Linked DNA regions of Mus musculus: region 2 is linked to region 1. A link is a loop called in an ENCODE intact Hi-C map of the cell type or tissue named here. Cell type or tissue: gastrocnemius. All regions are shown on one strand. Links, peaks and the distances in the headings refer to the core of each region. The heading gives the core; the rest is flanking DNA.

Region 1 (4,393 bases), core at 315-4,314:
TAGAATTTATTAAAATATGTGGCACCAAAGTTTTTCTTTGTTGTATGTGTGTATGTATTTCTCTCTTTCTTTCTTTCTTTCTTTCTTTCTTTCTTTCTGTCTGTCTGTCTGTCTGTCTGTCTGTCTGTCTATATCTATATCTATCTCTCTATATATATATTTATTTTTAAGTTGGTAAATCTGATTTCATGTTCAGAGTAATGTGTAAATTGGATTATTTGCACTTGCTTCCTAGCTTTGTTCTGAGTTTAGAGATGTTAATAAGGTTGTTGTGAGTTGACACCTCAGGAGTGTATAAGCTTTTATCACACTGTTTATAGTGCAGGGGTTCTTCTAACGATCAGTTTTGAAATGATGATAATTAGATCAAGGCGAAAGCAGAGCTACTTTTCATATGGAGTATTAGAAAATGAATCCTGTGACAATAACAGAAATGCTGCCCTGGAAGTCAGGAGACCTGTGATCTCTTTGCCAGTAACTAGCTCGTTGCAGATAGGATGCTGTGGGTCTCATATTGAAGTGTGCAGGATGGAGGCTTAGACTCCACATGCCCAAGGACTAGAGAGCACTAATGCCCTAGGGTCCTCAGACTCGAGAGTTGTTTGCAGTACTTACTACAAAGCAGAAATGAGTTAAGAAATAAAAAATACAGCTTGTGAATAAAGATTTAAGCACAGACTGCCTCTGGAAACATGCTTTGAGGTATTGTAAAATCAATTAAGAAAGATTTCAAATGGCAGTGTACTCTCAGAAAAAAAAAAAAAAAACCTGTTACATTATAGGACCAGTAATTAGGTCCTGTGATATGTTGAAAGGCTATATATTCTTTCACATATTCTGTGGTTGATGTATTTACCATGTTAGAAAGTGTTTATGACTCAACCAAAATACTAAAGAGCAGCATGCAAAAGTATAGGTTCATTTCTTTGGGGATGGAGAGTGGAGAGGTAGAGAGAAAAAGCCAGAAACACTCGGAAAGGTTAACAATCATTGTTCCTTTATATAAGAACAACATGGACTTCTTTGTATAGTGTGCGTGCGTGTGTGTGTGTGTGTGTGTGTGTGTGTGTGTGTGTGTGTGTGTGTGTACGCGTATTTGTGTTTTGAGACAGGCTTTCTCTATATAGAGCTGGCTGTCCTGGAACTCACTGTGTAGACCAGGCTGGCCTTCAACTCAGAGATCTGCCTGCCTCTGTCTCCCAAGTGCTGAGATTAAAGGCGTGCGCCACCACTGACTAGCTTGAACATAAACTTTTATAATTGGGAAAAAGGACTTAAAAAAATAAGCAGTTTAATTCAAGCCTTTGAATTAAAAACGTAGAAACTGTTGAACTGCCTGCTTCTGGGGCAGAACTGGCCTGAGCATCCTAGGGGGATTAATAGTTTCTGTTCCAAGATCTCACTAGCATAAGCCACTCTGCCTTGTGGCCTGTTCTGTACTCAATCAACTGCACTAAAGCAATTTGCTTTTCTTTCTATTGTATACCGATCCTTCCACCCACATGGGCAGAGAGAGGCACATTTGGTGGCACAGTCTTGTAATGCCAGCACTTAGGAAGCTGAGCAAGGGGATTGAGCATTTGAGGCCAGCCTGGGCTACATCATGAGATCCTGTAGGAAAAAGAAAATTATTTTTCCTAAAATAAGAGGTCTAGTGTAATGTCCCTGCATGGAAGAAAAACACTCCTCCTTCCTTGGTTTTGTGTACTGTTCGTCCACACAGTGAAGGAAGTTGAATGCCGGTACTTGCTAGGAACAAAGGACAAGTGTATGGTTCTCTATTCTCACAGGCTCTGGCTATTCTTCCTTACTGTTTTCTAGCTCAGTGACATTATAACCAGGCCTGATCTTTCTTTTGGGGATTTAGCACACTCTAGTGGACAGTAGCTTTTCAGTCACCACAGTTTTATTTATCATGCCAAGTTACTTTATTAGGCAATTCATTTATGTGCTTCCGGGGAGTAGAGCTTGTCAGATTGTATTTAAGTGGTGAGCCTCACGAGCAGGGGGAGCTTGCTCACTGCCAGGGTGGAGTGCATTTTCATGTGGCTTTACTGGAAGAAGAGGTTTTCTGTATTGTGAGGAAGCTAGCTTTTCCTCGGTGCTTCTCATCATCCCTGGGGTGACAGGCTGCTGATAGGTGAAGTTAAGACACAGAGAATGCAGGCAGTTTTCTTCAATGTCCCATTCCTCTGCCTTTTAAATTTAAATGTATCTGTATGCATGGGTGTTTTGTCTGCATGTATGTCTCTGTACCACTTGTGTGCCTGCCTGGAGAACATGAAGGTCAGGAAGGAAGCACTGGATCCCTCGCACCTGGACACATTGTCAGTCCCCATGTGGGTGCTAGGAATTGCACCTCTGTCCTCTGGAGAGGGAGTCAGTACTTTTAGCTGCTGAATCAGATCTCCAGTTACTCCTCGCTCCCTGCCTTACCATGTGTTCTATATTTCTATTTTTTATACACCACTTTGTAAAATGTTTGAGTGTGTATAAACATAAACATATCCTATCCTGGTAGATTGTTTTTGGCTTTTTTTTTTTAAGTAAGTACTGCCAATCAAAAGGTAATCTTGATTTGTTTTTTACAGAGTGATGGTGAGGATCTTAATTACATTATTGCATTTTTCCTTGGGACAGCAGCCTGCCTTTACCAGGTAGGTTTCCTCCCATTTGTAACAAACACTTCCCCATTGCTATTTGTTTCAGATGTCGGGTCTCATAATTGCCTGTGTGTTTAAAATACATAAAAATGGTGTCTGAGTTATTTGCCTCTCCTATAATTTGGTCTTCTGTTATCTTTGTAACCTACACGTCAATCTTGAGTTGTAGGCAGATGTTCACAGTGGACTTAGTCCTAACCCTTTCTCTGTGGTGGGTTATCAGGGGTGCCACGTCATGTGCCTGCGGCAGAAAGGCTACTTCTCAGTTGTCTAGTGAGAACGAGAGGATTTGTGCTCTGGAGGAAGCCATTAATAAGGAGTGACACAGCAAAGTAATATTTTAGGATTTTTAAGTAGGCATGACTTTTCAGTAGAGGCGAATAGGATGGATTGTAAACAGAAGGACTGGCAGTTAGGAAACCAGTTGGGAGATGATTCTAGCAATTCAGATGGAAAATAAAGGGAGCGTGAAGTTTGGCAATAGCAGCAAGGCCGTGAAAGAAATACTGCCACTGAGAAGGAAGGCCAGTGAATGTGTAGACGACTCGGGGTGGGGGTGGGGGCAGGTTCTGTGCCTGGCCAGTAGGGAGATCAGTCTCAGGAGAGATGGGAAGAATGGCCATGGCAGTGAGGAATACTCAGGAATAACTTTGTTAGACCATAAGGAGCAAACAGGGTCCACTGACCCAACCTTTATAAGTGGCGTGTTCCTTTGGCGTCTATGGGAAAAAGAAAGAAAAGGTAGGACTATTTAAAGCTCAGTGTGGACCTAAGACTACCCAAAATTTAGTAGGACGCCGGGGGAAAATACTTTGATAGGTATTTGAGCTCTACACAAACATACATTATACATTTTAGTTTTAGTGGCTTCACTTTAAAATCTTTAAACTTTCTTAATGTTATCTTTAGAAGTCTTATTAAATTTGACAGGTTTCAAATGACACTTCATACAGGTAATGTGACGCCATGTGTTTGATAGTGGAACACAGTGTGCTTCAGTTTGCACAGTGTTCTCTTGAGGGTTTCCCACTTTAATCCTACACCCTGTCATATAAGATTATTGTCTCATTTATAAAAATGAGGACAGAAGGACTCAGTACTGTTCTGTGGCAGCATAACAGGAAAAGGGAGGAGCCGAGGCTACTGTTGCAGAGTTAGAGCACAGGTTCACTCCCCTATAGCATGCCACCTCTGTGCCCAACCAAGTCACTAATCCTGCTTCTTTTTCTTTTTAAATTGTTTGTTCGTGATCGAGTGCTGCAGCACCATTTCTTTATCAGACTGCTTTCTTCCACGGAATTGCTTTTGCACCTCTATATGAACTCAGTTGGTGTATTTTGTGAGACTTTCTGGGTTCTGAATTACGTTAGTTTGGTCTATTATCCTTCTACCACAATCATATGGTCTTTATTACCCTAGCTATATACCACCTTAAATTCAGTTTTCCTAATAGTTACAGAATGATTCACATTTTCTATTTCAGCAGATGAAATTATGGTAGTTTGGGGGTTTTGTGGAAGTGGTCTATTTTATCTAATTTATATGTATAGAGTTGGTAGTCATATCTCTATTCCTTTGGTGTCTGCAATGTTTATGATAGTGTTTCTTTTCTGATGTTGGTAATTTATATTGTCACAGTTGGTCCTGTCAGTTTCTATGTCACTGTTTGAACCAGCTGTTCAGTCCATCAGGGTTTTTGTTTTGTTTTGGGGTTTTTGGGGTTTTTTTTT
Region 2 (4,393 bases), core at 121-4,120, 390 kb before region 1:
TAGAAGCTTCCAGTAACCTTCCATCCCCAGCACACCACACATGAGTCATGAGTGAGTAAAGAATGCTTAACGCGTGTGTGACTGACATCCAGCCAGTAGATAGTCAACACGGGTGTTATGACATCCAGCCAACAGATAGTCAACATGGGTGCTGTGACATCCAGCCAGTAGATAGTCAACACAGGTGCTGTGACATCCAGCCAATAGATAGTAAACACGGGTGCTATGTTATGCTTTATTTTTACAAGTCTCTTGAGTGTGGGGCTGAGGCTGGAGAGGTGGCTCAGTGGTAAAGAGTGCATGTTGCTCCTGAAGAGGACCTGAGTTGAGTTTGCAGCACCTGTAACTCCAGGGCCAGGCCAATCCAGTGCCTTTGGCATCCTGGGCACGTGAACTCACATGTGCATACACATCTTCATATGGACAGTCAGTCTCAGTGTCTCTGTCTGTCTCTGTCTCTCTGTTTCTCTCTCTCTCTCTCTCTCTCTCTCTCTCTCTCTCTCTCTCTCTCTCTCTCTCTCTCTCTCTCTCTCTCTCTCTCTCCTCTCTCATTGAGGGAAAAATCAAAGTCATGGGCAGCAGGGTGGCTCAGCTTGCCATGCAGGCCTGACCACCAAGAACCCACTGAAAGGTGGAAGGAGAAATGCAGCTCCCAGTGTAATCATCTCTGTCCACACGAGCTCCACAGCACTCACACACGTCATACACACATGCATGGCAATACGATGCCTAACAATAGAAAAAGAGACCCTCTTGAAAACTATGGCCTGTTTTAATGGGGTGACTTGGCCGCTCGTATGACTGTAAAGGGGCCACTGTGTCACCCAGCAGTAGGGCTAAGGTGCTACATCATTGTTGTTCTCTAGTTTCGTGTCACAGAGTAATTGCCAGCCATTTACATTTTTAGAGGGCATTTTAGACTTTATGATCCTGGAACATGAGCAGAAGTTGGGGTGGGGGTGGGAGGGAGCAGCAATGAGGTCAACCAGAGAAGTCCATTAGAAACTGGTGGCACTGCTCTTTTCCTACCCGAGGTAGGTGTTTAATGATTGGAGCCAGCTGTGGCCAACTCTGGTGCTCTGAAATGCCAGAATCTGTGAATGATATGTAAGAGATTTGGTTTAATGCCATCACTTTCTGCAACTCTGCACAGCAACTTTTTCTTAATGAATATTTATAGTAAAAGTATTTTTCTTGTAACTTTATAATACATTCTATGCATTATTGTCAGTAGATATCTTTATGAAAATATAGGTACATATTCTAGCTCTCCTCCACAGGCTCTGTTCCACCTTGAGACTTGAGTTACTGACGGCATATGGGCAGATAGGAGCTGTGGTAACACTGGAGTGGTGTGCTCTCAGCTGAGTGTGCCTACAGGAACCACAGCGCATCCCCTTCAACAGAATGCACTACAAGTCACATTAGTAGGCTAACCTGCTAATCTAGCCCTCCCACCCTCCTCCAATCAATTTTTATATATTGATTGATTTTTGGAGAGAGTGTCTAAGTAGCTCAGACTGGCTTCTAACTTGCAGTCCTCCTGCCTCAGTTTCCCCAGTGCTATGATTAGAGGCCAGCAGCCTCTGGCCTCTGGCTGGCTCAGCACAGTGTTAGTGTATGTTCTTGTGGTATAAACATACCTTATTTTAAAAGACTGTGGCACATAACTCCCTCCCTGCTGAGGGCTATCCCTCCTGTGTTCTCTGGAAGGATGCTGAGTGCCTCGTGCAGCACTCGGAAGCCACTGTGAACCAGTCTCTGCATGTGTCATTTTCAGTACCATTTCATGTGCCTGACATTTATCCTTGCATCTTAAGTTCTCCTCAACATCGTAAAATGAGACAAGATTTGTTCATTAACTTACTGCGTTTTATTCCCTTACCTCATTTGCCTGTGACTCAGAGAAAAGTGTATTTTTATTTTTATGAATCTTTTCATCAGAAGCCTTTTTTTTTTTTTGCTATCTTTATTTATTGTGTGGTGTATGTGCCACACTGCACAGATGGGGGTCAGAGGACAGCCTGGGGGAGTCCTTTTTCTCCTCCCACCTGCAGGTCCTGGGGATTGAACTCAGGTCATCAGGCTGGAAGATGGGTACACCCACAGAGCCATGATGCTGGCCCAGAATGACTCTAATGCTAAGTTGCTTTTGTGCTTTGGGATAATCCACCAGAAAGAGAAAGCGAGTAAATTGGTACTCACTCAGCAACAAAGCCTGTCCTTACTGCAGAAAACCAGAGCAAGGTGGTAACAGCCGTGTGCCGGTCTGTCAGACTTCAGCACCACGGGGAGGACACTCAGCTCCAGGACTGCTCCGCGGGCGTCCCGTCTGCCCTGACTCATCGCCTCTGCCGTCCGTGAACTAAAGCCTGTGTGTTCTTGTTGCAGTGACATTGTATGCCTCCTGCATCCTCCTGGGAGTGTTCCTGAACAGCAGCGTCCCCATATTCTTTGAGCTTTTTGTGGAAACGGTCTACCCCGTTCCAGAAGGGATCACCTGTGGAGTTGTCACCTTTTTAAGTAATATGTTCATGGGAGTGCTTTTATTTTTTGTCACATTTTATCATACAGGTAAGAATTCGATTATTATTATTATTCACTATCTAAATGTGCTTTGAGACAGGTTTGTGAAACTGACAGATAGGGGACTTGTGTGGAGAGTTCTCACTAAAGCATATTACTTTATGGAGCATTCACATGCTAGTACAAACAGTGACCACAAACAGTTGTGTTTCTTGAAGTGTGTCCATGGGCGCTCCCACCCCTAGAAGGTTTGAATTAGCCGGAGTGGGGCAGAGTGTTATTTTCTTTCATCAGTGACTGGCCAGCCCAGCCCTGGCCACGTGACTCCAATGCTCGAGTTTGCAAGACAGTCACTGGTGATATGACTTTTAAACTACGTGTAGACTGAGCTCTCTGAGCCCACAGTGAATTAGTGTCGGGGGTTTGTGTGGTTTAAAGCCCTGGGGATGAATAAGAGTAAGTCAATAGGCTGAGCTGTTCTCTGAAGCAGGCTACTCCAGGAGGTCACGCTGTTTATTGGGAGCTTCTGACAAGCTCGTAATTGAAGTAATAACTGTGTTAACCTCCTTGGCCAGAAGATATATTTTCAAAACATTCAAAGCAACAAAGCAAAATCATGGCAACTTGAACTTCTCCAAACTGCACAATGTATCCAAATGACAGGGATTTTTATAACATGATTAACAGCAAACAAGATGGCCCCTGTCAGTCGGGGCTGCAGGTAAGGCTTTGGTTCCACTACACCAGGTGCGGGCTTAGCGGGCCACCAAGGGAGGAGCACTGGTGCAGTCACTGCCTCTTCTCTTCTGCTTCCAGTACGGAAAACACCACCTGTTAGGGAGAGGACATCTGCCTTCTACACAGAGCCTCGCATCTGCTGTGTTACAGCTTTAATTCACTTCAGTTGTGTCGAAGTGGAAATTGAGGGTCTGTCGCCTTTGCATGGCAAAGCTTCAGAACTAGTGTGTGTCCCTAGCACGACAGAAACAATTTTTCAGCTGATGGGCCCAGGTTTACTAAATGTCTGTGCAGCCATGCAGAACACGGTTTTTTCCTGTGAACTAGAAATACTTTCTTTCCTCACAGTATTTAAACGCAGCAGCTGATGTTGGATAATGTTATTCCCCGATGACTCTCTTTCCTTGGCTCTAGGTATAACATTATTGATCAGTGTAAAGCAGGAAGGCACCATAACCGCAGCACTCTAGAACTGCGTCCTACTCAGTTACACACACACACACACACACACACACACACACACCCGTTGGACTCTTTGTTAAGGAGAGTTTAGTTTCACTCACTGTTTTAGACGGTCCTTGCATGATGATGTACCAGCTCTGATGAAGATCTCTTAGGGCATGGCGAGAAAGATCACAGGGCAAGATGACGAAGACTAGGGAGGGGCAGTCAGAGTTTCCCACAGGAGCTCACCTCTCAAAGGTTCAGCACCACACATGGCCATGGAAGACTCAGGCCACGTTTCCATACTGTCTTACTGCAGAAGAACACTGGGTATTTGGTATCCGCTGCTCCTCTAGGTCCAGCAGCAGGGTTTTGTTTTGTTTTGTTTTGTTTTGTTTTGTTGGGGAGGAGGGGCTTGGGGGATTGTTGAGTCAGGGTTTCTCCATGTAGCCCTGGCTGTCCTGGAACTCACTCTGTAGACCAGCCTGGCCTCAGATTCAGAGATCTGCCTGCCTCTGCCTCCTGAGTGCTGGGATCAAAGGCGAGCACCACCACTGCCCAGCTGCCAGCAACAGCCAGTGGTAGATTCATCAGAGATTGACACCTGTTGTGCTGTAGCTGGGACTCATGCATAGTGGCCAGAAAAGTACCAAGCACCGTTTCTCCTATCTCTTACCTGCCCTGG

What was found. Hi-C counts contacts between places; a loop is a spot of excess contacts. Peaks named below come from ENCODE experiments on the same cell type or tissue, not always from the same donor. Only the 100,000 strongest peaks of a DNase experiment are listed, where the experiment ranks them.
Region 2: it touches region 1 in a loop (2.6-fold over the local background); 3 of 42 quality-filtered maps call a loop at or near these places.

Annotation. Positions count from the first base shown.
Region 1 is chr16:35,317,068-35,321,460 of GRCm38, reverse strand. It overlaps Sec22a (SEC22 homolog A, vesicle trafficking protein), which reads left to right. Exons shown (of 7, transcript NM_133704.4): 6 at 2,592-2,657. Among named protein-coding and RNA genes, the nearest start is that of Sec22a, 45 kb to the left of the region's middle. In gastrocnemius, for the core only: a CTCF peak has its summit at 1,888; no DNase peak of the experiment used is centred there.
Region 2 is chr16:35,702,935-35,707,327 of GRCm38, reverse strand. Slc49a4 (solute carrier family 49 member 4) reads left to right here. Exons shown (of 9, transcript NM_153550.4): 8 at 2,392-2,574. Among named protein-coding and RNA genes, the nearest start is that of Gm25967, 17 kb to the left of the region's middle. In gastrocnemius, for the core only: no CTCF peak of the experiment used is centred there; a DNase peak (open chromatin) is centred at 2,287.